Linked DNA regions of Mus musculus: region 2 is linked to region 1. The links are chromatin loops, found by intact Hi-C in ENCODE. Cell type or tissue: left cerebral cortex. All regions are shown on one strand. Each heading gives the region's core, and the rest is flanking DNA. Links, peaks and the distances in the headings are about the cores only.

What was found. Hi-C counts contacts between places; a loop is a spot of excess contacts. Peaks named below come from ENCODE experiments on the same cell type or tissue, not always from the same donor. Only the 100,000 strongest peaks of a DNase experiment are listed, where the experiment ranks them.
Region 2: a loop joins it to region 1, with 1.9 times the contacts of the local background. A loop is called at or near these places in 3 of 42 quality-filtered maps.

What each region holds. Positions count from the first base shown.
Region 1 is chr6:29,519,318-29,535,435 of GRCm38, forward strand. Irf5 (interferon regulatory factor 5) reads left to right here and starts at 7,308. Exons shown (of 9, transcript NM_012057.4): 1 at 7,308-7,457; 2 at 11,809-12,014; 3 at 14,635-14,824; 4 at 15,218-15,276; 5 at 15,724-15,757; 6 at 15,936-16,118. The coding sequence starts at 11,820. Gm26627 (a long non-coding RNA gene) reads left to right here. Exons shown (of 3, transcript XR_868831.3): 3 at 4,560-5,387. In left cerebral cortex, for the core only: a CTCF peak has its summit at 6,141 (motif pointing left); DNase peaks (open chromatin) are centred at 4,156, 4,959 and 9,958; H3K4me3 peaks cover 1,335 bases; H3K27ac peaks cover 577 bases.
Region 2 is chr6:29,384,355-29,400,472 of GRCm38, forward strand. It overlaps n-TPagg6 (a tRNA gene), which reads left to right and starts at 4,470; the gene lies at 4,470-4,541. It overlaps Ccdc136 (coiled-coil domain containing 136), which reads left to right and starts at 12,221. Exons shown (of 18, transcript NM_001347071.1): 1 at 12,221-12,388; 2 at 13,125-13,232; 3 at 14,847-15,095; 4 at 15,181-15,255. The coding sequence starts at 12,331. RefSeq lists a cis regulatory region at 1-2,730. In left cerebral cortex, for the core only: a CTCF peak has its summit at 7,610; DNase peaks (open chromatin) are centred at 4,365 and 7,685; H3K4me3 peaks cover 418 bases; H3K27ac peaks cover 324 bases.

The sequences.
Region 1 (16,118 bases), core at 2,864-10,863:
TAAAGACACTGTTCCCTTCACTGCTGACCATTGCTTTGAGAGCAGCCAAGCCCATGTTCCCTGACACACTCTTTTTACTTCCCTGGTTTCTCAAGGGTCTCTTTCTAGGTAAGGCAGCTCACTTTCTTGCTTGCCTCAACATCTCAAGGGCATGAAACCACCTCTGAGGCACACACAATATTAGGGTCCAACTGTGGGAAAGGAAGCTGCAGCAGCTGTCTCCCTCTCCCTCTCCCTCTCCCTCTCCCTCTCCCTCTCCCTCTCCCTCTCCCTCTCCCTCTCCCTCTCCCTCTCCCTCTCCCTCTCCCTCTCCCTCTCCCTCTCCCTCTCCCTCTCTTTCCCTTTCCCTCTCTCTCTAAACACATATATGTATATATATATATATATATATATATATATGTATATATACACACACACATATATATACATATATACACACATGTACACATATATACATGTATACATATGTGTGTGTGTGACACACATTATACATACATACATATATACATATACATGGCTGAGGGAAGGGAAAGGAAAGCAAAAATTGGGGACATCTCAGGGATCTCAGGGGCAGCCTGTTCTGGGGGTCAGGAGGCTCAAAGCTGTTAGAGTGTAGGGATCTTCATGCCCCCTGGGTGCCATCTGCTCTGGGGATATAGCCAGCATAATGGTTTGAATAGGCCCCATAGGCCTACTGGGAGTGGCACTATTAGAAGGTATAGCCTTGTTGGAGTAGGTGTGGCCTTTTTGGAAGAAATGTGTCACTGCAGGTGGGGCTTTAAGGTCTTAGATGCTCAAGCCAGGCCCAGTGTCTCTCCCTTCCTACTGCCTACTGATCAAGATGTAGAACTCTCAACTACCCCTCCACCACCATGCCTGCTTGCCTGCATTCTGCCATTCCTTCTGCTATGATGACAATAGACTAAACCCCTTAACTGTAAGCCAGTCTCAGTGAAACATTTTCCTTTATATGAGTTGCCATAGTCATGGTGTCTCTTTACAGCAAGCAATAGAACACTGATTAAGACAGTCCAGAAGAGTGGTCACTAAAGCAGCTGAGAACCAACAGAATGTGGGACCTGCCCTATGGAATGGCTGCTGTTGTGTTTATTCCTGTCATATACCCTGTGTGCAAGACACTGGGCCTGCTGGTCTTCATTCCAAGCAGTGTGCTTTGTTGCTGACAGTGTATCAAGTCCACTTTACAAATGGGAGCTCTGGGATGCAGAGAGACTGAACAAAAGCTAAGGCCAAGCATCTAGCATCACCAGACTGCAGTGACAGAAGACACTGATGTGCAATTGGCTTTAGATCCCCGTGTTTCGCTTCCCAGTTGCTGTGCACCTCTGGTAAACCACCTCCTCTTTCAGAGTCTCTGCCTCTTCAGGTGAAGAGCAAGCAGACACCTGCTCTGTGCATGAGAATGAAATAACGGCCTCAGGTTTAGTGACAGCAGGATGTGTGAAATGCTCATAGGTTGATTTGTGCCCCCCTTTCCCAAATTCATGTATCGAAATTCTACCCTCTAGTGCTTCAGAATGCGAGCGTCTTTGGAGAGAGGGCCACTGCATGTGTAACTAGTTAAGTTGAAGTCATTAGAGGGCCCTTCCTTAACACAACTATAGAAGGGAAGGTTTTGCAGGCTGAAAGTTTAGCTCAGTGGTATAGGTTTGCCTATCATGCACAGAGGCCCTGGGTTTGATCCCCAATACTGCAAAAGAGGGGAACATTTAGGTGCAGAGGTATGTTCTCAGAGAAGAGATCTTGACTTTTGAAGATAAAGACAGATGTCTGGGTAACATTTCTACAAGCAGTAAGTCATCAAAGACAGTAATGAATGCACAGGGGTGGGGGGAGATTTAGCTCAGGGGCATCTAGCAAGTGCCAGGCCCTAACACTGTAAGAAGCGGGGTGGGGTATATAGAAGGACATCAGTGGGTAACAGTACTCGCTTCACAAGCATGAGGGCCTGAGCAAGAAATCCCAGCACACACTTGTGGCGAGAGCGAGCCTCACAACCTGAGTGTGATGCCTAGAATCCGTGCTGCTAGATCCTGAAAGATATCCTCTGACTACAAGAGCATCTCAGCTCACCTGCAGTTCCCCGTGTACGTACTACATACACACACACTCACATTTACCCACATACACACACACATACACTCACACACACACCCTCACTCACATACATTTATATATATACACTCACACCCACATAAACATACACTCACACACTCATATACACTCACACCCATATTCACACACACTCACATACACACCATACTCATAGACACATCCACACATATCCACACACTCAACACACAACAATAATAGTAAATAAAGTTAAACATTATTCTAGCTGGGTGCACACCTTTAAACCTAGCACTCAGGAGGCAGAGGCAGGCAGACCTTGGTGAGTTCAAGCCCAGTAAGGTCTACAAGAGTAAGTTTCAGGATAGCCAAGGCTATGCAGAGAAACCCTGTCTAAAAACAATAAAAAGTAATCCAGGCAGTGGTGCATACCTTTAATCTCAACCTTCAGGAAAGAGAGGGAGGCAGATGCTATGAATTTGAAGTTAATCTGGTGTACATAGCAAGTTCCAGTCACATAGTGAGACTTTCTCCCCATGCCTCTCCCCAAATAAATAAAATAAAATCTACTGTTAGTTTCCAAAAAAAAATCATCAAATTAGTTATAAATAGATAGATAGATAGATAGATAGATAGATAGATAGATAGATAGATAAAATTTAACCTCCTACGCATAGAGATTTAAGCTGGAGAAGGTGCCAAAATCCATGGAGTTAATTAGCCAGGACCTCAGCTAACTTCTTCAGTAAATGGGGATACTAGAAACCTCTCCAGCCTAGTGACTGCCTGCAATCAAAGATATCAAGATGTCACATGCGCTTAATGTGTCTGGCATATATTGAGATCTCAGTGTGATCTTGTATCTAGAATCTGCTACTGCACAGCAAAGCTCTGTAGAGTTGTGAGCTAATATAGAAGACCCTGGAAGAGGCCTGAGCATGTGTCTCTTCTCCCCATTCTCCCTGTACCTCCATCGCCGAGAAATGGCTCCTGGTCAAGCATCAAGGCCTGCCAGCATCTCTATGGCTTTGGCAGTGCCAGTGAGGAAGAGAAGGCTGGGAAACAGGGAAGGCTATGTCAGAAGGACCGCCCCATATGGGCAGAAGGTCTCCATAGTCTCTGGGCCCTTCAGCTCCATCATGGCTCCAGTGTGCCCAACACCACAGATTGGCAGGGCATCAGGGTCTTAGCTTGGAGAACTTTAGAAATCGCTGAGGACCCAGATAGATCACTGGCCTTCAAAGAACTCAACTCTAGGTCTACTCTAGTGAGGCCTGGCACCCTCTTCTTCCTTGTAAGCAAGAAAGGAGAGGGCCCTGGCCTCTGAGCCTCCCCAGGGGACTTTAGCTCCCAGGTTCTCTGCTTTTTTTTCACTCTGAAGAGATCCTCAGCTGGTTCCTGTGGGGACAACCCACGAACACTGCCAGAATCCCAAAAGTCCAAAGTTTACAGGCAGACTTCTTTTTCCTTTTCCTCCGTGCCAAATGCCTGTCCTGTGAGCCACAGTGCAGGACTGGTGGCAACAGGGAGGCCCTGGCCCTTTAGTGACAGAGTGCAGCAATGGGGAGGGAAGTTATTTGGGGGTAATGTTTATGCTGAGTTTAGCAGATTCTAAACCCAAATTCAGGGACTGTGGGAGGTGTGGCCATCTAACCCAGTAGAGTCTGAGCGCCTTTCTAACCAGGCCAAAAGTGGAGAGGGTGCTAACACCGAGGCAGACCCAAGGAAGGCTGACAGGAGACGAATCGCACAGGAAAGTGAGACATCTGCACCTCAGCTGTTTAAAGGAAATAATGAGAAAGGCAAGCCCTAGTGAGACCCCTGGGTCTGGGGTGTAAATAGGGAGATACAAGATGTCAGGAAATGCTGGAGTTTGGGTTGGGGTGGTGGGGGCATTCCTGAAGGTTTAGGGCCAGCTTGAGCAAGGCCCAAACAAAGGAGTAAAGTCAAAATGGAGTCCACTCAGGACATCACGAAAAGGAGAGGTGACCAGCAAGAGAAAGGGAAGTAGCTTTTCTTTTTTTAGTGAGACAAAGAAGCAGAGAGCCGGTGCCCCGGGGTGGCGGTGGTGTCTACTCAGCTTCCTCGGCCCCAGGTTGTGGGAAGAGAGACTGAGTGTGGGTGGGCAAAGGTGAGGACCCGAGGTCCAAGGGGCCCATGTGACCGTTCTAGCTGAGTGGGGGACTTCCACATCATACCTCAGAAGGCTGAGGAAGCAGCAGTTCATAGAAACAGAGAGGAAGCTGGCTGCAGTGTCCACAGCACAGGTCATAACACTACTGGAACATTCCAAGCCAGGGAGCCACATCAATCTCTGCTCTGGCTCTCCACTGAATTCAGGCAAAGCTGCCTGTGTGGTGCCCCTCAAAGCTCACCCAGTCCTGCTACCTGAAAGGTGTTGAGCCTCATTGTCTCGCCCCACAGACTGGAAACTCCAGCACAGGGAGTTTGTCTTTCTATCCTGGCAGGGGCTTCGGTGAGCATCTGACATCGTCCATGTGTGACAGGGATGGGACCATCTCACTTCAGGGATGGAAAGCTGGCTCCAGCACAGGAGGCGTGTCATGTCTCACAATTCCTGGGATTTGATGCCCCATTGGACTCACAACCTGATGTCACACTCGCAAGTTCCCAGACAAACAGGCCAGTCCAGAGAACCTGCAAAGCCCAGGCCAGAGAAAATGGGGTTGGGCAACAACGGCAGCTGGCATTTCTCAGGCCCTGTCTAAAGTGGGCTGGCCTCGAGATGACTGGAGTGTGCTTAGCTTCTCCTTAAGTCACTGTCATTTACACTGGGTTTCTTTCGGTTCCCTCTTCCTCTAACTCTCTCTGTGCCTTTACTTGGACCATGGCTTTGCCCAAAGCCAACAAAGTTACTTCTTATCACAAGCTCATCTGTGACAGCGTCATACCACTGGTGGGGGAGTCACCGGACCTCCTGATGCCCTCCTAGGACTATGGAGTCTTTCTGCACCCTGTTGGGCCCCCCTGAATGAGCAGGGGGAACTGAGATTAATTTTAAGCATCAGAGTGGGGCCTCACTTCCCTTTTGCCCGTGACAGTGCACAGGAGCCTAGGGGACTCTTCGTTCTTGGAATAGCTGGAGTTCTGTTCACTGAATGAGCACTACCCCTTTCCTTCCTCCAGAAACAGGTCTCTGGCTCAGGGCAGTTTTTGGCTAAGGGGCTCCTTGTCAGGGAAGACAGGATCTGAATGGAGCAGAATCTTTTCGGAGCCCCGTTTATCTTATGGCCTGCCGCTGAGTTTAGGCCTCAGCTGCCCCAGTGCAGACATGCGCCACTGTGACTGGATCCACCCAGAGTTTTAATTTTAAAAATGTGAAACAGAAGGACACATGGCTCAGTGATAGAGTGCCTAGCATATATGAGAGGGTAATATATTCAGCAGATACAAATAATATATTTCCATTTTATATTCAGCTACAGTGAAAGGAGGGGGAGATATATAGAGAGAAGGAAAACAAAAACAAACCCACTGGATTCTCTCTGCTCATTGAAGTCTAATCCAGACATCCCTGGGAAGGCAGCAGAGGTTAAGGAAGAAGCCACAATTCTAATTAATTAATACCACGGTATCTGTCAGCAATCTAAGGCTTTAAATGTAGAGGGTAAACAGTATGTCTACAATGTATATATTTTACTTGCTAGCTAAAGTGAACAATGGGGTGTGTGTGTGGGGGGGGGGGGGGTAAACAAGATGGCTGGCAAGCCTGACAGCCTTAGTTCAGTCCCTGGGCCAGGCATATGAAGGAGAGAACTGGCTGAAGTTGTCCTCTGACATACTCATGCTTATGTGTACCCACAGATGTACACACAAAATAAATGTAATAACATTTTAATTTAACAATTCATTCAGAATATTTGTGTATTAAAAATATCTCTAGGACCGAAGAGATAGCTTGGTAGTTAAGAGCATCTGCTGTTCTTGCAGTAGACCTGGATTCAGATCTCAGCACCCACACCCCCTCGCTCACAACAGTCTCTAACTCCAGTTCCAGAGAATCCAGCGCCCTCTTCTGGTCTCTGCAGGAACTGCATGTTCACGATGCACATGCATGCTGACAAAATACTCATATACATAAAAAATAAAATAAATCACTAAAAAGAATTAAGATGGTAAACATTTAAAATATATGTGCTTATATCTTTAGTTAAGCTGCCTGCGATGCTACACCAAATCTCAGCTACTCAAGGCATCTGAGCCAGGAAAATCGTTTGATTCCTGGAGTTGGAGACCAGCACCGGCAACACAACTTTTTACCCTTAAAAGAGTTAAAACCCAAGAAACAAATACAATAACCCTTTAGAATTATGACAGGGCAGAGAAGGCAGGCACTTAGTAGCACAGTGCTTGCTTAGAATGTGCAAGGTCCTGGGTTCCATTATCAGTAAAATACAAATATAAAAATAAAAATTACTATAGATCATGAACCATGCAAGACAGGGTTGGTTCCCAACTAAGCTGAATTTCAGTGGAAATTAGACGTTAAAATCATATGGAAAAATCAAACGGAAAGACTCTGGAAGTCGTCTCCACCCCTCCTCCAAACCAATCAACAAATTACACCAAAACACAACAAACCAAAAGCTGACTCAAGGAAGGGGTAGACCTTCCTGGAAAAAACACTTAGACTATCAAATAATATGATGCTGACCCAAAAGTTGAAGAGTGAGAATCAGCGAATAATGTTCCTACATGAACAGGATGTGTGGAAGTTGAGGCCAGCATCGACTCGGACAGGAAGGCCCGTTTATGGAACCGGGAGGTCGGGGTGGGGGTGGGAACCCGCTCAAAGGGCAAACCCAAACCACGGTGAAGGTAAGGGCAAAAGAAGAGGTGGGCTTGTCAGTCACATGGTGAGTTGGAGCGGTCCGGAGGGCCAGTGTTAAGGCTGAGGAGACAGAGTGGCCCAAGGTATGTTGAAAGGGAGCTCTCAGGGGTCTCCCAATGCCCTGGAGTGTGGCTCCATCGACGCCCGCGCGCAGCGGATCTCCAGCTCCAGGCGGGCGCGGACTAGGTGAGGACAGGCTACAGGGTATCTGGGGACTGGGTGATGGATGACTCTGTCTCCCCGGATTCCCAAAGGAGCCCGGCGAGGGGCGCCGAGCTGTCTGCGGTCTCGCGGAGGCCCCGGGCTTCCCCGCGGTGGGCGGTGGATGGGTAGGGGCCCGGGGCGCGGGGTGGTGGCGAGGGGCGGGGCGGGGCGCTGCCCCGGGCGGGGGCGGCGCGATGCGGAAGTGCGGGGCGGGCTGGGCGACCCGCGGGCGGTGCAGCTCGGCGAGAGCTCAGCTCGGCCGCAGCGCCAGGCCGGGGCTCCAGGCTCCCCGCGGGCGCACAGCAAACAGGTAGGTCCCGGGGCTGTGGGCTGTGTTGGGCTCCTCGCCCCGAGGGCGGTGGGAACAGCCCCGGGCTTCAGCCAAGCCACGGCTCCGACCCACGGCGACCTGCACGCCCCGGGCACCTGCCAACGGGGCCAGCGGGGTCGGGATCCCGCTCCTCCGCGGTGGGCGATGATCGAAGGCGGCGCCGGGCCAGCGCGAATGGCTCCAAGGCGCTCCGCACCAGGCCAGCTCGGAGTGCCGGGCTCCGGCCGCCAACGTTCGCATGCTCGGGGAAAGTCCCAAGGGCCCAGTGGACATCCCCACTGCGCCTCGCCAGGGTCAAGGATGCCAAGCGCCCTGTCACAGTCTGGCGGGGACCAGGGAGGAGCGAGTTTCCGACCCCGACCCTGTCGGCACACAGCTCGTCTCTCCTCCCCGGCCACACCTCACTTTTTCGACTAAAGAGGTTGAGGTGTCAAGCAGCGATCCCTCCCAAGGATCTTAAAGCCAAGGACAGGAATCTGTGGGAATAGAGTTTGAGGGGAGACGTTGTCAAATAGAGGCTCTGCTCCTTGACTCGTAGCTCAAAAGGGGACGACGATTTATTCTTAGCTGTTGAGAAGAATCGGGGCGGGGGCTGATTAATGCTTGGTCTAGTTTCTTGACGGCCTGCCCCTAAACTTAAGAAGTAACAACTTAGAATCTGAACGTGAAGGGAAAGTGTAGTTGGGCCGAAACGCAGGCGGAGAGATGTCCCGGGCCAGTATTCGCCCTCGGTGCAGATGTCTCCCAGACTCCAGGTGTCTCTCGAACCTCCAGAGGACCCAGAGCGGGTACCTAGTAGCAGGGGTGGAAGTGGGGGCTTTCTTGGCCTCCTCCTGGCATAGCAAGGCGGACACGTCCCGGTCCAGAGGAGCGGACCAGGAACGGACACTAAGCCAGTAACCCCGCGATGACTCCAGGGGCTGACCCAGGTTCCTTCCCACCCCCACCCCCCTTCCCTCCGCGTTATGCCCCGGGTGGAGTCTGCCGGGATGATCAGGAGGGAACGACCTGGCCTGAACTCCAAAGTGAGGATAAGTGATCAGGACCAGAAAGGATGTGGACGGGGCTGACGGAGGCTGGAGAGGCTAAAAGCCTCGCATGAGGACCTGTGTGATACAGTACAGCATTCGCCCTCTCTACTCCCTAAGCTCCTGGCTAAAGTCTAGGAAAGAGATAGGTAGGAGACCACTCCTATTAACTAAAAGTCCTTCGGGGGTTTTCCCTTGAACTCTGGCCTTCCCCCAGCCTGCCCCTGGGAGGAAGCCGGGAGAGGGTTCTTCCTGCCGCACCTGCTGCCCCAGAATCTCAGCCTGTGTGCACTCTGAAGGGGCAGGGCCCCGGGTGTGTCGCTCACCTGGAGAGGGCGGGATTTATGCTCATGCCTACTGCAGGTAACCCCTGGATGTTGCCTTGAACTGGGTGTGGGGTTTAGAACGGGACAATTCGAGAGACAGGAGGGGTTCGAAGCTCTGCCTTTATTCCTTCCGTTATGGCAGCTTCTCCCCACCAGCTCCGGAGTTCTCAGTGATCTGACTGCCCAGGCAGCCTCTCCTGGGACTTCATGACCTTGGGGTGAGCTATGGGGACTCTCCATCGCAGTCGGGATTCAAGGGCTGCTTCCATGCCCCATCACATGTGGGATACTTCCTGAGGTCTGACATGGAAGATGGTGGGGGCTCTGTTCGTTTCTCCTTTTTAGGGCTCATAGCCAGACATCTCAGTCTGCGTTGTGTGTCAGCACTGCTCTTATTCAAAACCTCCAGACCCAGGAGCGGGCAGTCATGTTTAGACGCTGCAATTGTGAACTGGCAGGCAGGATCTGACTTAGATCTAAGCCTTTTTTGTTGGGCAGGAGGGAGCTTCTGTGGGGTAGATGCTGAACTTGGTCCTGCTCAGGGCGAGGCTCCTGTGCATCTAGCTGCAGGTGGTGCCTTCTGCCCCTAGATGAACACACCCTCCTCTCATGGCCCTGGCTTGCTGTGGGGATCATTTCTCTACGTCACTACTCCATTAGAAGGGACTGCCGCTTCCTAACACTGAGGCCAGAGCAACAATTTCAAAACCTTTCTCTGATTTAATTTATCATCATCAGGCTGAGACAGAAAGAAAGCTGCAGTGTTCCTTGGCTCCTTCTTGGTCTCCGAAGCAGGGCAGTGAGTGCTCTGCTCTTCCTGTTCATACTACTCTTGACATGACTCTCTCTCTCTCTCTCTCTCTCTCTCTCTCTGTGTGTGTGTGTGTGTGTGTGTGTGTGTGTGTGTGTGTGTGTGTGTACATCACCCTCCATTCTAAGATCAGAGCTGCTTAGGAGCTATAATGGGAGACAGAGAGGATGATGTTGAGGATGGGGTGGGGGTGGGTCAGCCGAGTGAGTCAGATCTCTGAGTTGTCCCATCGGGCTACTTTCATTTCCCTTAGGTCAGGGTGGAGGCTGGCGCAGAAAGAGGAACTAAGCCACCTCTTCTTAAGCTTGGGGGCAGGGCTGGGAGCCTTTCCACGCTCTCTGTCCAAAGCTGGCAGTGCTATTCCTGGGTCTCTGGCCGCTGAGGTATGCACTGCTCTGAAGTGCTCTGAAGTCTGTAGAGGGTCGCTCCGCTAGCCTGGATGTGGCATGTAGTAGCCACAACCCAGAAGACACTAGGTGGGGGAATTGCAGGGGAAACTGGGGCTCCATGCTGCAAAACCCAAGTAAGTCTGCTGAGTTTTGTTTTGTTCTTTAACTGGCTGAATGAGAGAGTGTCTTCCCAGGAGCTGCTGGCACCGCAGCCTTCCTCTTCTCTGTTTCTGAACCCCGCCCCACCCCCACCCCAAGTTCAAGAGTTCAAGATCAAGAATATGGTCAAGGGCAGGAAAGAGCTTCCCAGGAGGGAAGATGGGTGAGAGGGAGGGAGCTCTAAGTTACAGGTTCTGTCAGGAGGAGAGGGAGCAGGTAGAGGGAAGAGCACCAGGGTTTCATGGGTCCTGTGCACATAACTCTAGTGAGATAGAGACTGTGGCCTGCCAAAGTGCTTACCTCCAATGGAAAGCTGTTGTGGCAATATTTAATCTCAATGGGGGGGGGGTGGACTACCTTGCCTTTGATCATTCAGTTCCCAGATAAAAGGCACTCAGCTTTTATATTTATAACGATCCTTTAGTGTACCAGAGCCGGGCACATATCACCCTTCATGCTCTAATGTCTTCTTCCCCATCAAGAACCCCTCCATGTTCCAACTTAGCTGCTCTTAATTCCAATCGGCCAGCCCTCGTGGCCATGCTTTCATGAGGCGTTTTCTCCTCCCTCTACCTTGTTGTCTCCCCTCAGACCAAGGAACTCTGCCTATCTCTCTTCTGCCCAGCTTCAGGCTGTTGGCATCTTTATTAGCCAGTCAGGGATAATCTGGGGGGCAAGGATACATAGAATCACTTGTGTCTGCATGAGACTCTCTTCCTCCCTGGGGGCAACCAGGCCAGTGTGAAGCATTACAATACATGGCAACAGGAAGCTGTTAGACCTGGTCTGCACTTCCTGCCACCACGTGTATGGCACTGGTCTGTAAACAGGAGCACCGAATGGATGTGAAGGCAGTAGCAGGAGCCAGACTCAAGTCCACTGATGGCTTCAGGGTGGCACCATCTAAGCCAGGTACCCGGTGTCACTGGAGTGGATGAGTGGGATTTTTATAAAGAGTTCAAGGGGGAAGAAAGCTTCATTCCTGAAAGAACTGAGGAGAAATGCCAGGGCTACAGGTGATCTTAACCAAAAGGCCCAAAACTCAGAGTCCTGTGAACGAACCTGTCCCTAACCCCTCTCCCACGGTCTGCTCCTGTCTAAGGCCAGCTTGTGTTAGAAGCCTGTGACAGACGTTTAGTTTAGAGGATTTGTTAGGAGGGACGGGGAAGGGCAGTTTCAGGGGAAAGAAGTTGAGTAAGATGCAGAGAGAAAAGCTGGGCAAGGCAGGACAGATACAGCATGGTGGAATAGCCAACCCTAGAGAAGTACCCGTGGATTTCGCTGGCCCACCTCTATGCAAGGGAGCCAGGTTTGCCTTGACAGAGATGGGTGGCTTGACATGGGGAATAAGACACCTGGGACAATTCTCTAGTGAAGCAGCGGCTGGATACTGACTGCACTCAAGAATGGGTGGCCCACAGCACCCACTAGCACGGGAGTTTCCTTCTCCCCTAACAGAACTCACAGGCTGCGCGAGCTGTGACAGGAAGGTGAGGGAAAGCAGCCTTGGCCCCAGACGCCTAGAAGGACTGGGGTGCTCATCCGCTTGACCTGTCCACCAGGGCAGGGAACATCTTGCTATCAGTTTGTAGAGCTCCTCTTTGCTTTCTCCCGCAGAGCCCTTTGCCATGAACCACTCAGCCCCAGGGATTCCCCCACCACCCCGCCGTGTGAGGCTGAAGCCCTGGTTGGTGGCCCAGGTGAACAGCTGCCAGTACCCAGGGCTTCAGTGGGTCAACGGGGAAAAGAAACTCTTCTATATACCCTGGCGCCATGCCACGAGGCATGGTCCCAGCCAGGATGGGGACAACACCATCTTCAAGGTAAGCCTTGGATAAGGTGCTGCCTTCTGGGGCAGCCCCTCCCTAGGAAAGAGCCCTCCGGAGTAGAGAGAGGCAGAGTCACGTCCTGCCAGCTACAGTGCTCAGGGGATCCCACACCTAGACTCAGGGACACAGGACCATCTTTTCTAACCTGTAGCCTAGAGCAAGGTGGGGATGGAAGGTCTCTGGGAGGCCAGCCTGTAACTCCGTGTAGCACTCCATGCTCTTGATTTATGTTACACTGGACTACACGTTACACATACTATATCACATGCACTAAATGAAGTTACTAGCTCATTTTTTGGGTTTGGTCTGGGTTTTGAGTCAGGGTCTCACTTTATAATGCCCAGCTAACCAGACTCGCTTGGGTAGTCAAGGCTGGCTTGACTTGTCATCCTCCTGCCTCAGCCTCCCAAGTGCTAGGGTTACAGACATGTACCACCATGTCTAACAAGCCCTAATTCTGGACAGGCCCTACCAAAATAGTTTTACAACAGAATATACAGTGTATAATATATAATTGGAACCCAGTCACGTTTAAGAATGTTTAAATATACTTAGATATAGGGTCTCCCTCTATATTCTTGGTTGGCCTGGGACTCACTATGTAGATTAGAATGGCCTTAAACTTGTGGAAGTCCCCCCTTCCTGTCCTTCCAGCGTGTGTTGGGATTGCAAGCCTGTGCCACCATGCCTAGCTAACTTTTCAAAGATGTCTTTGTGCTAGGGATCAAGGCTATCCTTGCTCATGCTAAGACACATACAGTCACTAAGGGACAGCCCCACCCCCATACTTTATTTATTCATTATTTTATATATCTTAAAACATTCTCACATAGTCCAGGATGGCCTTAAACTCGTTACGTAGCTGCCTCTGGCCTTGAACCTCTGTTACTCTGTCTCCAGCTCTGAAGTACTTGGGTAGATTACAGATAGTCACCAACACACGCAAACCCACACATAGGTTTTAATTTTTCCTTATTTTTTTACTTACTTATTTATGGGGAGTGTGCAGGCCCCAGAGTATGTGCACGGAGGTCAGAGGTCAGTTTGGAAGAGTTGAGTCTCTCCTTCCACAGTGTGAATCCCAAGAATCAAACTCAAGTTGTCAGGCAGGCTGGCAAGTGCCTTTCTGTGGAGAGCCATTTTGCTGGCCCACACATACTGTAACCTGCATTTTTTTCACCCAATATCAGGATTAGCTTTCCTTTTCAAGAAACATCTGCTTCACTTTTTGTGACCATTGAATAACCCTCTGCAAGGACCCGGTATAACTCAGTCACCCATCACTTCAGACTGTTTTAGATTGTGCTTCCAGGCATGATCTCTCCTAAATTCTACCTTTTGATCTAATGGTCAGATGAGGTCTAGTGTTCAGAGTTTAATAAAATTGTTAGACCAAAGAGATGCTGATTTTAAAACTTAAAACCTTTGGAATCTTATTATTTTAGCGTTTGAACTTAATCCTTACCACAATGTATGCGGATATTTCTATATTCTATAAAGTTCTATCAAGATTAAGTTGCTATGGGCTGGAGAGATGGCTCAGCAGTTAAGAGCATTGACTGCTCTTCCAGAGGTCCTGAGTTCAATTTCTGGTAACCACATGGTGGCTCACAACCACCTGTAATGAGATCTGATGCCCTCTTCTGGTGTGCGTCTGAACACAGCTACAGTGTACTCATATAAATAAAAAATAAATAAATCTTTTAAAAAAAAAGATTAAGTTGCTAGTTTAAAGAGAAGAAACACTTATAATTTTGACATCACCAAATTACCATGCAAAAATAACAAGATCAATTAGGGGTGAGGGTCAGAGGTTAGGAGGCTGTGCTTAGCAAGCCTGAGGCTCTGTTCCATCCTTAACACAACAGCAACAACAACAATAATAACAATAATGTTGATGATAGCTGGACTGTAGGCTTGGGCCCTATAATCCCAGCACTTGGGAGATGGAAACAAGTGGATTGATCAAGAGTTCAAGGCCATCCTTGCCCATTTAGCAAGTTTGCAACCAGCCTGGGTTACATTAGGCACTGTCTCAAAAGAGAAAAGGAATAAGGAGAAGTAGAGAGAGAGGGAGAGGAAGAGAGTCAGGGTGGGGGTGGGGGTGAGGAGAAAAAGGAGGAGGAGGAGGGGGAGGAAGAGAAGGAGGAGGAGAAAACAACAACAAAGCAGCAAGAATAATACTGATCACTGATGCATACCTGCTTGTTGGTACAGTTCCAAGTACCTTAAAGATGTTGACTCCTTGAGTCTTCTCTGGTACAGTCAAGGAGGATCCAAAACAGAGGCAGCTTGATTTGGTCTGCTTGGCCTCAAACACAGCCTGGCTCCAAGTCACAAGCTCTCCTCTCTACGTTTTTTTTTTTTTTTCCTTGTGTTCCTTTGAGATTGTACCTGCTTGCCCTCCTAGCAGCAGTGAGTAGAATTCATTGAGTTTGTCTGAACTGTGAGGGTTGGACAAGATCTGGTCTTATCCACCTAATGAGCCTGTCTGGCAAGGCTTAGCCTGGTGGCCAAAACTCTTAGCATTGACTCCTATAGGACAAGAGAGTTGCTAGGGCCTCGGTGACAGTTAAGGTCCCCTGTAATCTGCAGTCCTCTTTTCCTTCCATAGGCCTGGGCTAAAGAGACAGGGAAGTACACTGAAGGGGTGGATGAGGCTGACCCAGCCAAGTGGAAGGCCAACCTGCGCTGTGCCCTTAACAAAAGCCGTGACTTCCAGCTGTTCTATGATGGCCCTCGGGACATGCCACCTCAGCCGTACAAGATCTACGAGGTCTGCTCCAACGGCCCTGCTCCCACAGGTATAATGTGGCCCTGTGTGACCACCTGAAAGCTATGAACTCTGGGTACAGGAAAACCCAAAGACCTTCCAGCCAAGGGCTCCAGGGTGGGCTTCAGGGGCTGTGCTAGGTCATGATCGCAGGGCTCCTGTGAGTATCTGGGAGTGGGGTGAGGGCTCCAGGTGCTTCTTCATTACCACTGCCCTTGCTCTGGGCTCTTGGCTTCAGGGGAGGCCTTTGCCTGCTGCTTCTTGGTGCCAGCTCTTTGACCCACACATATGTGGGCAGCTTCATGGGTGATGTGGAGCCCCAGGAGTTTGGATAACCTCTGGCTGCCCAGATGGAGCTACAGCCTGCCCTGGCTCCCATTTTATCACTGACTTCCTGCCTTGCTCTCTCTCCCTCGACACGCAGAGAGCCAACCCACTGATGATTACGTTCTGGGAGAAGAGGAGGAGGAGGAAGAGGAAGAGGTGTGTGGGGATGAGGATGAGGCTGGCCTCGGTGGGCTCTGCTGCCCACCCTTGCTTCAGGATCACCCACTTCCTCTGTGGCCCATTGTCCTCCACATCTCTTCTTTGGGTCATCCTTTGATGGTTCTGAAAGGAACGGAGTGGCCATCTTGTCCCTCCTAGGGCTTTATTGATGCATAGTGTGTCACATGTCTGCCTGACCGCCACCACAGTTGGGCTTGGTGGGTACTACTGCCTGCAGAATGCACATTTAGAAATGGGGACATCCACAGCTTTCATGACCTGTTGAGGATGGCAGATCTGGGACCAGCAGTGGAGGTTGGCCTTCACTGAGCTGAGGCTGAGGGATTGCCTTTTGTTTGTTGAGCACTGTTTCCTCAGGATCAGACCAATTTAATAACCTGTCCTCCCTTCTGTCCTCCTCCTCTGCCCGTGTTTTCCCTTCAGCTCCAGAGAATGCTACCAGGCCTGAGCATCACAGGTGGGGCTGGGTGGTGGTGTGGTTGGGGGATGGGGCTTGTAGCATAAGAAGTGATGGGTATTCTAGGTACTTGAGAGGGCACTGAGAGAGAGGCTGTGGGAGGCAAGTCTGGGAGTCAGGCCTGGGAGATAGTTCTTAGAGGTGGCTTTAGCAGCTGTATCCACCCCATTCTCTGCAGAGCCTGCGCTACCTGGGCCTCCCAACGCACCCTATTCCTTACCCAAAGAAGACACCAAGTGGCCACCTGCTCTCCAGCCACCTGTAGGGCTGGGTCCCCCTGTCCCAGACCCAAATCTCCTGGCCCCTCCCTCTGGAAATCCTGCTGGCTTCAGGCAGCTTCTCCCTGAGGTCCTGGAGCCTG
Region 2 (16,118 bases), core at 3,743-11,742, 130 kb before region 1:
TTCCTTAACCGTTTTAGGGGTTTTTCTTCTATTCTCATCAAGGGGTCACAGACTCTTACTCCCAAACAGATGACAGTAGACTCAGAGGAATCTGTGAATGAACAGCAGCGCAGAAGAAAAGCAGCAGCACCGAGCTAAAAGTCTGAAAGTGAAAGATGATCAGAGTCACAGAGTTAGCTTCGTGCACTCCAGAAGGAACTCCTTCAGAGTGACGAGTGGGAGAGTCTATGCAAGAGATAATGCAAACTACCCACTCTCAGGGTCATGACAGATAAGAATGCCTCTCTGGGGGACTTCACAGGCAAGACATTGGTGGGACACAATAAGCAATGTCCTCAATAGCAGACACAAGAAGTCATCACTATTTCACTGACTCCCAAGATGGACTCACAGCACAGAAGCACTGGGTGAGGCAGAATCCCAGAAATCCATGGGCTCCTCCGGTCCAGGGAAAGTCTGGTATCTGGAGGTTTGAAATGTGTTTTCCTTGTCCTAATCATTTTTCTTCTCTGCTCAGTATTTATAAACTTCAAAAAATCACCAAAAGAATATACAGGCTCCACCTACTCAGTTAACCCTTTCAGAGACAACTAGGATTAGCTTATGCCCTGGAACACATGCAGAGGTCAGAGGACAGCTTGTGGGAGTTGGTTCTCTCCTTCCACCATCTGGGTCCATCAGCCTCACACACTGGGCCATCTTACCAGCCAGCTTTTGATACACAGGTGACAATGAGCTTGACTTGTGTTGTGACAGTTCTGCTGAGTACTGACCCACAAGATTCTCCAGACATGGACTGGCGAGATGGCTCAGCAGGTAAGAGCACTGACTGCTCTTCTGAAGGTCCTGAGTTCAAATCTCAGCCATCACATGGTGGCTCACAACCACCCATAATGAGATCTGACACCCTGGTCGGGTGTGTCTGAAGACAACTACAGTGTACTTAATAAATAAATCTTTGGAGCAGGGCTGACCAGAGTGAACAGAGGTCCTAAATACAATTCCCAACAACCACATGAAGGCTCACAACCATCTGTACAGCTACAGTGTACTCATATTCATTAAATAAATAAACAGAAAAATGAATAAATCTTTTTAAAAAGATTCTCCAGACACATGATTGGAAAAAGGATGGTATGACATGCTTTACTGGATATGAGGGGGGGTCCCCAAGTGTGAGGAGCGGGTGTGGCGGCAGTCCCAAGAAGGCGCCAGGGACTGCAGCTAAGTCTTATGACTTGCACCTGAATATAAGCCACGACCATCATGAGAGCTGCGCAGGTGTACCAGGATACTGGCGAATCCATTTTGGTGGAGATATGCTCCTGCTGCCCTGATTAGCTGAAGCTGTGTACCTGGTGAGGTGATGTGGCCTGCTGTGAGTGGATGAGGGCTGAGAGTATATAAGAGTGAGAGGCCTGGGTTAGAGAGAGGATTATTATTCGAGAGAGGATTATTGTTAGTGGGAGATATAGATAAAGAGAAAGAAGAGAGAAGAAGACTGAAGTTTGCTGAATAAACTGCTGTTAGAAGGACTGGTGGTCGTGTCGTTCTTGCTGGTCGAGAGCAGACGCAACATCCAAGCCCTCCTCAAGCTTGGGAGAAAATGAGGGAGCTCCAGGGGCACATCCAGGAGCCTCTCTAGAAAATTTGGTTCACATGTAGAAACATGTGAACCATGACGAGCCTGGAATCTAACAGCATGAATCCAGGGCACAGCCATTTAAGTCTGGCACTAAACCGAAGGCAGGTGCTGGTGGACTTCCTCTACCAGGGCGCTCTCTCCTGCTCCCCTTCCCTTCCTCCTGTGCAGGAAGGATTTGAAAGCATGGGAAACTGCAGAGATGAGATGGCCAGCATTCAGTGAACAGTATGATGCTCCATAAAGGCCACAAGAGAAGAACAAACCTGCCCCAAATCCAGAGCCCTGCCCCACCCAAAAGCACCGCCTGTGACCTAAGTGGAGTTTCAGCTCTGAAACATCTTCAGCAAAGACCCCCTCGCCCACCAAGGAGAACAATGTCAAGAATGTGCGCTGAGGTCATGGGATGACATGTTGAGTAGAGTTGTATTTATAAGCCAGTTGAAGCGCTGGAATAGCTACAGGAAGAAGCCTCTCGGGTTCGAGAATAAATGAGCCCTTCTCCCCTGCCACTCCCCACTGTGACTAGTGAGCAGAGTTGCCTGTATGGTACAGAAACTCCTGAGTGGTCATAATATAACTTTAACAACCTGGGAGCCAAGGAAAGCTGGCTAGTCCACTCACAGAAGTGAGGCCAGTTCGCATTCTTCAAAGGTATCACTTCACAGGGTGGGGCTCTACTCAGGACTTCCCTGAACATCTGTTTCCACTTGGAATTTCTTTTGTGTGTGCATGTGCCTGGGACTTTCGATTATTCCTTCCATAGACCTCTGCTAAGTGGCAACTGTAGGCACAGTGACATGGAGAATCCAGTAAGGTTGGTCCTGCCACGTGCTTAAGCAGACCAGGCATACAGATCTGCTGAGAGCCACTGGCACCATCTGGCTTGCCAAAGGCCAGGCACAGCTTAGACTCAAAGACCACTAAGACAGATCTTTGCCCCCATGGAGCTCCCCACTCATAGGAGCCCCCGCCAAAAGCAAGCAAGGGTTCCATGTGTGTTAGGTGTGAAATAGGCCGGGCTAAGACCACTGCTTCTCCTACAGGGCCCTCGCATCTGAACCATGATCTCACCTTTTTGGGGATCCTTCCCACCTGTCAGGCCCCCCCCCCCCCATGTACCCTTAGGCTGTGGGTAGATCATCGTCCTGTGAATGGAAGTTCTCAGAAACAAGCTATGCCTATGTTAAAGGTTCTGTGAGACTGACTGACTGGTCAGAACTTCGTAACTGTGCTAGCTGCCACAGCAGCTTAGTTGGAAGGACGTTGGACTGAAGACTTTAGTAACTATGGAATAGTGGAATGTTGCAGATCTGAGGCTAATTATCTTGAGCTGTCTTGATCCACATTAATAGCCATTCATTGCCCACCTCTATGTCTGACCTAGTACCCTTGTGACTATCACTTGAAACACTTGAGATGTATTAACAGACCACTAGCTTCCACCATCCATAGACTAAGACTGCCATCAGATAGCAGCTGAAACCCCAGCAGAGATGTCCCCCACTCTGTTCTAACCTATCCACCTTATAGTCCCATCAGTGCATCTGAAAGGGACTCGGATTGCTTACGTTCTTGTTCTATAACTATAAAAGCTTCATGAAACTGCCACCACTCTGGAAAATGGTATTTAAGGCAACCTGATTCTATGTTCTTGGGTCGTGGTCTCTCATATTTGGCTCTAGAACAAACTATCTCCTCCTCTTCTTGAGATAGGGTCTCACCATGCAGTCCCCCCGGGGGAGGGGGGAGCCTGAAATGTGCTACATAATCCCTGCTGACATCGGCCTCCTCTCTCGAGCCTCAATTGAAAGGCTGTGCCACAGCCTGGCCTCAAACCCCATCTCCTGTCATCAGTAAGAACTGATTTTGGAGTTAACACTTAGCAGCTTCCCTGCCCCACCCCCACCCCCAGCAGGGGCTGTTTGGTGTGGAGGTGTGTGAGGACAGACTCCTGTCTCCAGTTTTCTAGAAAGTCCGAGAAGCTGTGTGTCCTGCATTTAAAGCGACTTCAGATGCAGATGGCAGCAGAGGCTGAAGCTAGGCAAGAGGAAGCATTCTTGTAACAGGTGGGCACATGGCAAGTGCAGGCGAGTGTCCTTGTCTTACAGCAGAGAACATGGGCCAAAGTTAAGAGACTGGTAAAGCACACAGCACATGCCCGGCCCGCAGCAGGCAGTAAGGCCTCTCTTCTGTTAGGTACTCCTCCACCCCGCCCATCTCCGCCCATCCCCAACCCCTCCCACCTCCAGCTCCACCCCGATCCCTACAACCCCACCCCCCTCCCGTCTTAGGTTACCACAATCACCCGTTTCTGTTGTAGAGCATTTTATACGCTCCATCACCTACCTCACCATCACCCTTAAGGGAGACAGGGCAGGACCTGCCTTTCCAGATGGAAGGAGATGCAGTAGGTTAGCCAAGGTGGCCTAGACAAGGGTGTGCCAGGTCCGGCGTCTGGGCTGGCGCCCAAGAGTTTACCAGGTATGAAGCATCTTTTCCTGGTGGTCTAACCAGGAGCTAAGAAAAAAGAGCAGCTTGGAATTGACAGCAATAACTCCTAAGACAAAGAAGTATCTGCTGGGGCCTGCCTGGCCCTCTCTTCCCTTCTTCCAACAGTGAGTTTGGAAGTATGAGCTCTGGGTGAAGTCCTAGGCAGAGGAGTGGCTGTGTGACTGAGGAGATCAAAGCCTGCTGGAGCACTGCCTGCCTGGGCTGGGAGCCAGCTTGAGAGGAGCAGCAGAGAAACCGGTCCTAGGAACCACTAGTGCAGTTAATGTTGATGATGTGGTAGAGAGGATACATCTGGCCAGGAGTAACCGCCAGTGGCTCGTTGGTCTAGGGGTATGATTCTCGCTTAGGGTGCGAGAGGTCCCGGGTTCAAATCCCGGACGAGCCCTGCTTATCATTTTTTGCTCCCCCTTGGCCAACTTCCACATGCACAGCCTGCTCTTGCCAGAGATCTGGTTAAAGGATCTTGACGGCCAACTGTCAGTCACCTCGGAGTCTTAGTCTATATATGTGGTTGTTTCCACGTGGTCAAACAGGACAAGCATGGTTTTAAAGCATCCACTGGGCTTCCTGTGTGAGGGAAGGGGACTTTGGATCATCTACAGGGGGCTGGAGCCTCACAAAAGCACATGAAAGCCAGGTTCTTGAACCTTGAAATTCCTACAAATACCACACAAATGAAAGAAAGAGTCTTACAGCGGTGTTTCAGGAAACCAGGGTAGGTGAGGGAATTCCGCCAAAGAAAGAAAGATGAAAGAAAGAGATGAAAAAGGAAAGAGGGCACGCCTTTAATCCCAGCACTCAGGAGGCAGAGGCAAACAGATTTCTGAGTTCGAGGTCCTGGTCTACAGAGTGAGTTCCAGGACAGCCAGGGCTACTCAGAGAAACCATGTCTCAAATAAAACAAACAAAAATAAAACAAAAACAAAAAAAAAAAAGGGAAGAAGGAGAGAAGGGGGTGGAGAGAGTAAGCACAAGAGAGCGATCTACTGAAGAATCAACACAATACTATGATTTGTGTAGGATTTCCCAGCTTTTTCTACCGTTTCCAAACAGGAAGTACAGATGCATTGGTAACTCTGTGATGCGACCATCAATGTGTTTCTCCTACGGACTCAACCATCCTGGACACGGATACAAGATACAAGCGTTTAGGTGCTTGCTCAGAACACTGCCTGTCCCCTGTCCCCATACCTAGCTGGGGAGCTGCTGGGGAAGGGAGAGTCAGTCGTGTTCTGGCTTGGAGCCCCTGGTAGGCTGCCCGTACTCCAGTGCAGAGCCCCACACCCATGCACACACTGGTGACACGAATATAGCTCAATGAGTTATTTAAAAAGGACGGAGGTGGGGACACACTGGGGCAGAGGCTGTGGGGAGTAGGCATGATCAGAACATATTGGATACACGTATGAAATTATTAAACAAATGAATTAAAAATATAATGGAAAAGTCAGATAACCAAACGCCAAACCTGCCCTCACTGAAGCCACTTTTTAAGCCATAAACTCTGTGCCCCACCTCCTTACTGCAGCCACACCCAGGTAGAATATTCCTCCTTCAGCATCTGTCCTGAGGGTAATCTTGAGGGCAGCCTACTTTGCACGTGTGCCCCTCTAATCAATGCTTTGGATTCATCAGCCAAGGAGAGCTGCTCTCCTTAGGATCCCTACTGGAAAAAATAAAGTAAAAATAAAAAGCTGGGTGCTGGTGGCACCATACGTCTTTAACCCAGCACTCCGGAGGCAGAGGAGAGTGGATCTATGAGTTTGAAGCTAGCCTGGTCTACAGAATGCGTTCCAGGAAAGTCAGGGCTACACAGAGAAACCCTGTCTTGAAAACAAAACAAAACAAAACAAAACAAAACAAAACAAAACAAAACAAGACAAGAATCCCTACCGGTCTATCCTTTACATGGCTCTACCAGTAGTATCCCGTCACCATCTTTGGGGCGGCTCCCAGATGGGGTAATATTATTCCATGGGATTCCTCCTAAGGAGAATAGATAGAACCTAGCAAACAAGAATGCTCTGAGAGCTGGGGTGACACAATATGAAAACTACTACAGAGTAAGCACACATCAAATAGGAAAGATCAAGGCAAGAAAGTCATGAAAATAGGGCACAATAAGTAGAAAGAGATTGTTGAGAGAATAAAATAAAACATTAAAAAGTAAAAAGCAGGGCTGGTAAGATGGCTCAGCAGGTAAGGGCACCTGACTGCTCTTTGGAAGGTCCAGAGTTCAAATCCCAGCAACCACATGGTGGCTTACAACCATCCGTATGAGATCTGACTTCTGGAGTGTCTGAAGACAGCTACAGTGTACTTACATATAATAAATAATAAATAAATCTTTTTTTAAAAAAAGTGGAAAGCAGGGGACTGGGAAGATGGTCAGTGGTCAGAGATCTTGGGTTTGATTCCCAGCATCCACATGGCAGTTTGCAACTGTCTATAACCATAGAGGATCCTACACCTTTTTTTTTCCTTCCACGGGAACCAGGCACACACAAATGGTGCGAAGACCACATAAAATAGAAATAATCTTTTAAAGGGTTGGCAATGAAGCACAGAGTGCTTGCCTAGCACACACAAAGCCACGGTGGATGTGGATCTGTAATCTCAGCACCAGGGAGTGGAAGGAAAAGGAACAGACCTTCAAGGCCGTCATCAGCTATACAAGGAGTTTCAGGACAACCTGAGATATAAGACCCTGTCAAGAAACAGAGCCGGGGTGGGTGGGGTGGGGCAGCAACAAGGATGCACCAAACAGATTAGACTCAGAGAGAAGTAGTGACCGGAAGATAGAACGAATAAAAAACATCCAGAAATGTGGGCAATAGGAAGATCACCTGAGACAGAATAGTTAAAAGGCTATGGGCGAGACTGAGGCACGCTAAGAGGCTGAGCAAGTACAAGAAATGTACTGTTTAAAAAAAAAAAAATGGGGGCTGTCGAGATGGCTCAGCGGGTAAGAGCACTGACTGCTCTTCCAAAGGTCTTGAGTTCAAATCCCAGCAACCACACGGTGGCTCACAACTATCCGTAATAAGATCTGATGCCCTCTTCTGGAGTGTCTGAAGACAGCTACAGTGTACTTACATATGATAAATAAATAAAATAAAATAAAATAAAATACTATAAAAAAACTATAAAAGTGAAGAGAAAGACCTTAAAATCACCCAGAAAGAAAAGTACCTAGTTGTTGTTGGTAGCTCTCTGTGTGTGTGTGTGTTATATAAGAGCCTGTCTCAAGAAGAGAGAGAGAGAGAGAGAGAAAGAAAGGGAGAGAGAGGAAGGAAAGAAAGAAAGAAAGAAAGAAAGAAAGAAAGAAAGAAAGAAAGAAAGAAAGAAAGAGAGGAAGGAAGGAAGGAAAGGGAGAAGGAAAAGAAAGAAAAGAGAAAAGAAAAAAAAAAAAAAACAGAGTGAATCTAAACCAATAGTATCCAGAAGGTGATGCTAGCAGACCACAGATAATGATGATGGTGACGAATCTGAGTGGGGTTAGAAACAAAGCTGAAACCAAAATACCAGCTTGAAATGTGGAGGACAGGGAAAGAAGAGTTGGAGTGTTCTACGCGGCTTCTATTTACTAGAAAAGCATGGTGACTTAAAGATCCAGGGAAATGGGTGCACAGCGGTGGCACCAACCTCTAATCAGAGGCAGAGACAGACAGATCTCTGTACATTTGAAACCAGCTTGGTCTACATAGTGGGCTCTAGGCTAACCAATGAGCTACACAGCTGCTTAGCTATACAGTGAGACCCTGTCTCCAAAGAGTGAGGGTGAAGAAAAATGTACAAGGAGACTACTAGCATATGCAGCTTTTGCACCACTGGGAGACAGGAAATAAAGAAGATAAATAAATCCACAATCAGTGGCATTTAATTGGCACCGCTACTTTACAGACTAACTTAGCAACACCTCTACTTTACAGACTAACTTAGCAACACCTCTACTTTACAGACTAACTTAGCAACAGTTAGTAAATTTAGAGGCACCTATTCCTTGTCCCAGAAATTCCCCTCTAGTTACTTGCCCTTGGAATGTCTGCCACAAGGGCCGGGAAGGCATATATAGAATTGCCAGTTGCAGCATTTACTTTGTTATAGAAAACTGCAAGGAGCCCAGATGCTCACTAGAGGATGAACAGAACTATGTAAAACACGGTGGATACGTAAAACTTTAAGGCTAGCTGATGAAAGTGGATTATGTAACACTTGACGGATGTTGAAACCACACAAATCAAAATTATGTAATTTTTTGTGACTTATATACATATAAAGTACAGCTTTCAAACCATGGGATTGTTCCTAGTGGTCAGGGTTGGGTTTTCGATATTTTAGGCTTCTACTTCAAATAAAGGCTGACACAGATTTGCAAAGTAGCAAGGAAATTTTATTCAAAAGGAAAGTAAACAGTATAAAGCAGGGAGAGACACAGAGTAGGGATCAGGGGTACACAGGGGTGAGAAACCGTTCACAGGCTCCAGTTATGACAGGAGGCATCTTGTTATGGTGTTCAAGAAAAGAAGTTTGGTTACTGAAGTGTATAAAGTTGTTCTCTCTTTTGATTAATAAATTAAGTCATATAATTATTTCTCACACATCTCCAATTTTAACCATTATACATAGGCTTAAGATGGCAATCAAGGAATTCTCCTTCAACGTTTACTCAGCGACACAGTTTTATCTTTATGTGGGCACACACCCCAAAACCATTTCAGGTTGGATCTGTTCTTCTGCTCTTTCTAATCAGATGCATTGGGAATATATTTGTCTTTTTAAAAAAATATTATTATTGTAAGCCTAGCCCTCAATGGCTGAAACATCTCTCCAACCTCTTTGGGAATACATTTGAATAAAAAAAAAAACTTGATAATTGTTAGAGATGAAGAAATTGAAACTATTGTTCAAAGAGTAGTGTACACGTAGCCTGATGTAGGCAGGGGCCTGAGGTGTGTGTTGTTTGAGGAGGGTTGTGTATACATTTACACACAGGTAAAGGCACTAGGCTGCCAAGGGCATCATTACAAGACAGAGGGAGTGTGCATAACTAAACCCAAACAGGGCCCCAAGTCGCTACACTATTCCCTGTCCTAACCTACTTCAAATTTGAATCAAATTTGGCCTGATATTAATTGTCCTGGAGAGATGGCTTAGTGAATAAGAGCACTGGCTGCTCTTCCAGAAGACCTGGGTTTGAGTCCCAGAATCCACATGGCAACTCACAATCATCTGTAACTCCCACTCCCAGGGGTCCAACGCCCTCTTCAGTCTCTTTGCACACTTCACACACGTGGTGCACAGATATAAATGCAGGCAAAATGCCAGCACATATGCAAATAAGTCATCTTGGAAATATAGTTGTAAAAAAGTAACATTACTGCTGGGAGAGGGAAAGTCAGTTTCCTTAAATGATCATAGCCCCCCAGGTGGGTGGTCCATACTCCAGGGCAGGCCCTGCTCCCAGGGTAGGAGGACAATACAAACTGGACTCCATTTAAAAAGAAAAGAAAAGAAATACAAGAAGACAACTCAAAGCTGGGGGTAGGGGAGTGAGGTGATGGTGAAGAGGGTGGGTGTGGGAGGAGTGGGGACTCAAATGCCTTCATAAAATTCTCAAAGAATTAGTGCAAATGTAAAATTTGTTTCAAAGTAAGATATAAACATGGCTGGGGATGTAGCAAGGCAGCAGAGCAGTTGTCTACTAGGCAAAAGGTCTGAGGTTCAATCCCCAGCATTGCAAGAAGAAAAAGATCTGAGCAGTCTGGTGTGCACAGGAGTGTTACACTAGTCTTTGGACTTTACTTTTCTGTATGTTGCAAATGCTCCTTTTAAAAATGCTTTAATGGTTACTCTGAGCGTCTAGAAATAAGGGTAAAGGGGGATAAATGGCTGCATCAGTCCTCAGAGGGGATGATCTCCTGGGATGGGATTGGGGGTAAGGCTGAGTCTTAAACCCTGGGGTTACAGGAGGATTAACCCAGATCATCCCTCTCAGCTGATCACCTGGGGGACACACCTGCCATGCCTGCCCTTCAGACACATCCCTGACAGCCCTGCCCCCCATAGCTGCTAAGCTCTTTCTTCCCTTCTGCTCCCTAACTTCACCCTCATCTCAACCCCATGCTGATCTGAATAGGGTTTGCCTCCCACTAATAGACTGGTTCTAGTCTCCCTTGAGCATTCCCTGAGATCAATGGTGAGTGATGGATCACCTGCACCCAGGAACCAGCTTAGTCCTAATGCTCAAGATCCAGGCTCTCCTAGAGAGAGCTCTGACTCCTGAATGTCACAACTGACCATGGCGACTGTCTTTCTGTTCACCCACTGCCAACTGCTAGCCTGACCTGCTGCTGAGACAGAACTGGAGGCTGCTGCGCTGGGCAGAACCACTGAGCTTCCAGAACACTTCCCTTTAGCTCCCCCCATGAGAGCTCATTTCATCATCTCTAAATATTGTACCTTGCTACCCAAGTCTGGCTTGATGATCTGCAAAATAGTAAGCTTGCCCGGAAGCTCTTCTCTGTGGCTGGATCACTGTAGCCATGGGTCTAAAGTGGGAGCTTGACCTCTGGGGAGAAGGTGAAAACAAATAATTCTTCATTTTTCTGATTATCAGGCTGGGGGTCGGGGGGAGGAATTACTACTGACTTCTGGACTTTTTTGTTTTGTTGGTTTTTGGTTTTTGAGACAGGGTTTCTCTGTGTAGCCTTGGCTGTCCTGGAACTAACTCGGTAGACCAGGCTGGCTTCTAAATCATATAGATCCGCCTGCCTCTGACTCCCAGGTGCTGGGATTAAAGGTGTGAGCCATCACTGCCTGGCAGACATCATTGTTAATAGGGAACGTGAGTTTAAATTCATGAGTTAAAAATCTGGGATAAATGATGAAGGCGTTGTTAACTTAGTCGGAAGCTCCATGTTACTCATTTACTCCATGAGTCAGGTACTTTGATACTGAAGATACAAAGATAACTAGGATACTTCCCAACCTTAACAGCAGGCAATACTCTGATGCTGCCCAGAGGGTCAGAAGAGCACAGCAGGAGAGTCTAAAAAAAGGAAGGGATGGGGTGTCTGGAGAGTAACTCTCAACACAATGCTGAAATTACTGATAAGCCTGAGATGTGCAGGGAATTGCTTCATTCCTGAGGAACATGGAGGGCTTGAGAGCCCAGTAGCCTGGGGAGTTGAACCCAGCCAAGCCATGCCCAAACTTTAGGAGTGAGAATACATGAGAAAGAACTGGTGTGAGGTACCAAGCTTAGAAATCTCTCCACGATTATAACTCGGGGAGCAGATTCCTGAGTATCCACTTCTGACCTAAATGAGACCTGCTGAGATGTCAAATCTGCCTCAAGACCAAGTTCATCTCTTGAATAAATAGATGAAAAGTTGAAAAAAAGCTTCGTGGTTTCCCACATTTCTTGTTACAGGGAACATCAATGATGCCCACACTGCACAGGTCACAGAGGGCGTGGCTCAAAGGGCTGGGAAGAAAGAGGGACTTGGTACACTGGGAGGAGAGCTCTGGCTGGGTGGGATTTCGGGGAAAGCAGTGATGTACCACCACCTAGCACTTGGCACATGCAGGTCTCAACTATCCGCCAGCCCTGCAGTAGCTCTGGGGCGCTTGAGGCTACCCGGAGGGATGGGTTCTGTGGACTGCGGGGATGGGGACGCTGGCTCTGTGTGGGAACCAAGGAAGTGCGCGTGTGTTTGCGCATCTGCAGGAAACAGTCCATCCCCCCCCACCCCCACCCCCCCCCCGGTTCTATCATCCGTCAAGACTAGCCCCTGAGGTCCCTAGGCGTGGCGGACCCAGGGTGGGTTCTGCAGCCAGAACCAAGCCATGCTAGCACTCCTTGGGCGCATCCTCAAGACCCGGTAGCTCACGTCCGCTTTTCAGGCGCAGCAGACCTGAAGCTGCCTCGGACGAGCCTGGGGCACTTTAGTGACGTGTTTTGAACCTCTTTTGCTGGTCCTCACTGGGTCTGGAGCCGGGGACTGGGGGAGGGTTTCCGGGCGGCCACAGGCGGGCACTCGCGTCAGGTGGCCAGGCCAGGCCCCGCCCTCTCGGCCCGCCCTCTCTCCTCCCTGCGCACCGGGCTCCCGGTCCCCGGCCCGGAGGCTGCGGCTTCTGCTCGGGAGGCGGCGGCGGCGGCGGGAGCAGCCATGGAGGCAGGCGGCGGGGCCGGCGCGGGAGCCGCGGGCTGGAGCTGCCCTGGCCCAGGTCAGAGCGGCCTCTCTCTCAGCTCCCTATGCTCCTTCCCCCTACGGCTCTCCTTCCTTCTGACCCCCAGGTGCTCCTGGTACTGAGTCGGCTCCCTTCACCCTGGCCTCCACCGGATACTGCTCTCCATCTTTCGACCTGGGTTGTCCCTTCCCAGCGGTCACTCCCCAAGCGCTCCCCAGTTAGTCTCTCCAGCCCGATTGTGTTTCCAGCTCACGAGGGGGGCGGGGGAGTTGTCTCTAGAGCCTGCACCCTTCTAGTTCATCAAAGCTCTTGACCACCGGGAGAGGGTGGGGTGGGCGAGGTTTGGTGAGGGAGGGAAGGGGAGAGAAAGAGAAACGGCCTAGTTTAGAGCCCCTTCTCTCCTCTCCTGAGCCGGCCACCCCTCCCTTCTCTGCTTTGCTATATAGGATCCTCCCAAAACCTTCTTTCCTAGTTCCCACCCTACCCCTCTTCTTATGCCCCAAGCTAAACAAACACTCACCCTCTTCTGTCTGAGCGAGGGAGAGGAGCCGGGAACAGGGGTGCTGAGGTTGGGCCGCGCCGGACTGGGGTCCCCTCCATAGGCATGAGAGGTGGCTGAGGGAATAGAATCACAGAGCTGGGCAGAGTGAGTCAGGCTTCTCCAGTGTGATTGCAAATTCCGGGGCTCCCATATAAGAATGCACGTCCCTTTCTTTCCCCTCAGCCCCAGGCCCCTCTATTCCTACAGTTCTTACTTTCTCCCGGCTCACAGGACCCACAGTAACCACTTTAGGCTCCTATGAGGTATCTGAGGGTTGTGAGAGGAAGAAAGGCCAACGCTGGGGGTCTCTGGAGCGCCGTGGGATGCAAGCTATGGACGGTGAGTTTTCTGAAAAAGGCTTTCTATCGCCCTACTCCGTAGCTCCCTTCTTCCTTCCCTGACCCCAGAACTCTGAGCCAGAACAGGGCCCTCCCCTCACTTCATCTCAGGCCCCTCCTCCCTGGTGGCTGAGCTCCAAGCCTCCCCTGGGCTCAGGCATTGTGGGAAGTTTGGGCACATCCCTTTGGGGCGCCAATCACCCAGCTAACCAGGTTGTGTGTCCCGGGAAGCTGCCAGACAGAGAGAGGCCCTGCTCAACCCAGCCTGGAAACAGGCTTTCGGCAGGGGGCTTGTTCTTCTCACTGCCTGCTGACCCAGATCCCAAGCTGTCTCTTATTTTTAAAAGCCAGGACATGGGCATGAGAACTGTCTATCTGATGCCACCACCGTCAACTCTGAATGGAACCCTGCAGCTTTAGTAAGAACGTGCTTAGGAGAGGGCTAGATGGAGTCTATTTCCCAACAGCACTCGCGTGTAACAGGGCAGGCAGTACCAACACATTATCCAGGACTTCTTGTGAAGTGTCCCCAGGCCCCTCTGTAGTTCAGCACAGGCCTTCCCTAGAGACTAGATGACATAAGGGGTCTCAGATGAACCGTATGCTGTTGGTGTTAGAAAAGGGAAGGAAGGCCAGAGACCCAGGATTAAAAACAAAGCAATCCCTACCAAGACAAGATTGCATTGCAGTGAAGAAGAAGAAGGAGAAAAAAAAGGTGTTCAGGAGTCTGAACATGAGGACCAGTACCAAATTAGTTTTTCAAATGTGTCAACAGGACTGGAGAGATGGCTTAGCAATTGATCAGTTCCCGGCACCCACATCGCAGCCCACAGCTGTCTGTGACTCCAGTCTTAGAAGCTCTAATACCCTCTTCTGACCTGAAAGGGCATTGCCCTCCCATGATGGACAGACACACATGCAGGGAGAGCACCCGTATGCAGTAAATAAATAAATGAGTGGTTTAGAAGAGTGTGTTAAGATGGCAGACTTTCTTTGAGATGAGTTCAGCCTGACAACTCTCAACATCAACTTGGGTCAGAAGGAAAGAGATGATCCTTGTGGTACCCAACAGGGAAACAACAGGTGTAGAAAAACCTCAAAAAGATATTTGACAACATGCATTTGAAAGGGTTCCAAAATGGATGCAGTAAACAACTCCGCCTAATGTTTCCTCTTCTATCTACAGACCAAGCCAGTGTTTTCTTATTATGAAACGGCTAATACCTTGCAAGCCACCTAGGTTGTTTTTCCCCCAAGCTTGCTTCATTTGGCCTACATAAACAGCTGGTGTCTGAATGTCTGAATCCTTTCTTAACTCCTTGTCCTACTACCCAGAGTTCAGACTACTAGAGCCAGGTGTCCTCATGCAAGCTTCTTGTAGCTGAGCCAGCACAAGGCTGCTGGACAGGCAGGAGACGTCCAATATTAGGCGTTTGGAAGCTGGAGAAGGTGCATCCAAATTTGACCTACCAGAGCCTGACCATGAGTTAGGTTCTACCCAGGGAACCTCGGGGGACACCAGGTGACACTACTCTGCAGACCAGGCCCTGGGGAGGTAAGGTGCAGGGTTCTAGATTGGGCACTGACTGTGTGGTGGGATGGTTGTCTCTCCTAGGGGAGGTGTTACTTCCAGCTCTATATGAGGAAGAGGAGGAGGAAGAGGAGGAAGAGGAAGAGGTCGAAGAAGAGCAAGTAGAGAAAGGAGGCAGTTTGGGCTCCCTTTCAATGGGCAAGCATCGGGGCCTGAGCCTGACAGAGACAGAGCTGGAGGAGCTGAGGGCCCAGGTGCTGCAGCTGGTGGCAGAGCTGGAGGAGACCCGTGAGCTTGCTGGGCAGCATGAAGATGACTCCCTGGAGCTTCAGGGTGAGCACCCGTGACAGGGCACAGGGCTTGGGCCCAAAGGCTCCGTGCTTCCCCGGTTCCAAACCAGATGTTCCTCTCACTGCAGGGCTCCTGGAGGATGAGCGGCTGGCCAGTGCCCAGCAAGCAGAAGTATTCACCAAGCAGATTCAGCAGCTCCAAGGTAACTGCCCCCCAAGTCTAGACAGAGGGAAGTGGCCACCCTAATCAATCACACCTAACTCAGAACCTTTCCTCTCTCCTTTTCTTTTTTTCCTCGCCCCCCCCCCCCTCTTCTCCTCTCCCTCTGCTCTCTTCTTTCCTTAATTTCCCATCTTTACCTATCTACATGGCGATCCCAACATCCTCTCTCTCGCCTTCCTATCTTTTCATCTTCTCTCTCGGGTTCATCCTTTCCCTCTCTTCTTCCTAGTCTCCTCCCTCACCCACATGCCTGTTTACTTTGTTCTGCCCAGGGCCAGGGATGTATAATCAAGGTTGAGTTCCAGGCTGTATTTCTCTTTCTAGTCCCCACCAAGAGCACCGCAGGGACCCCCTGGAGAACACTCCAGAGTCTTTGAAGGAAACAGATGCAATCCTGAGTTTGTGCTTCCCAACTCCTCTATTTCAAAGTCCAGGTGTCCTTTTGTCTTGGGAAGCAGTGAGGCAGCGTCCCATATCCCACTGCACTGCCAAATAAAGAGCGAGCTTTTGTTACTTCTGTGGGCTTCCGGAAGGTTTTGAGGCTCTGCCCTAGAAAACAGCAGGGACTCTGTAGGGAGAGCTGAGATCAAGCCAAATACAAAATATAGATGGAGGAAAAAAAGGTCTGGAAGCTGTCCTGGAGAGAGCAAGCGAACGGAACATATAAGAGGAGGAGCAGAAGGGAAGGGTACGGCATGTAAGCAAAGGGAGATGCAGGAAATGTGGAGAAGAGAAGAGAAATGGCAGACACAGCACGGGGGCGGGAGGAGTGTGGGTGTTGGCTTCACATTGTCTGAGCACCTGGACTTAGCTTTACCATGTACAAACTTCATTACCTTGGGT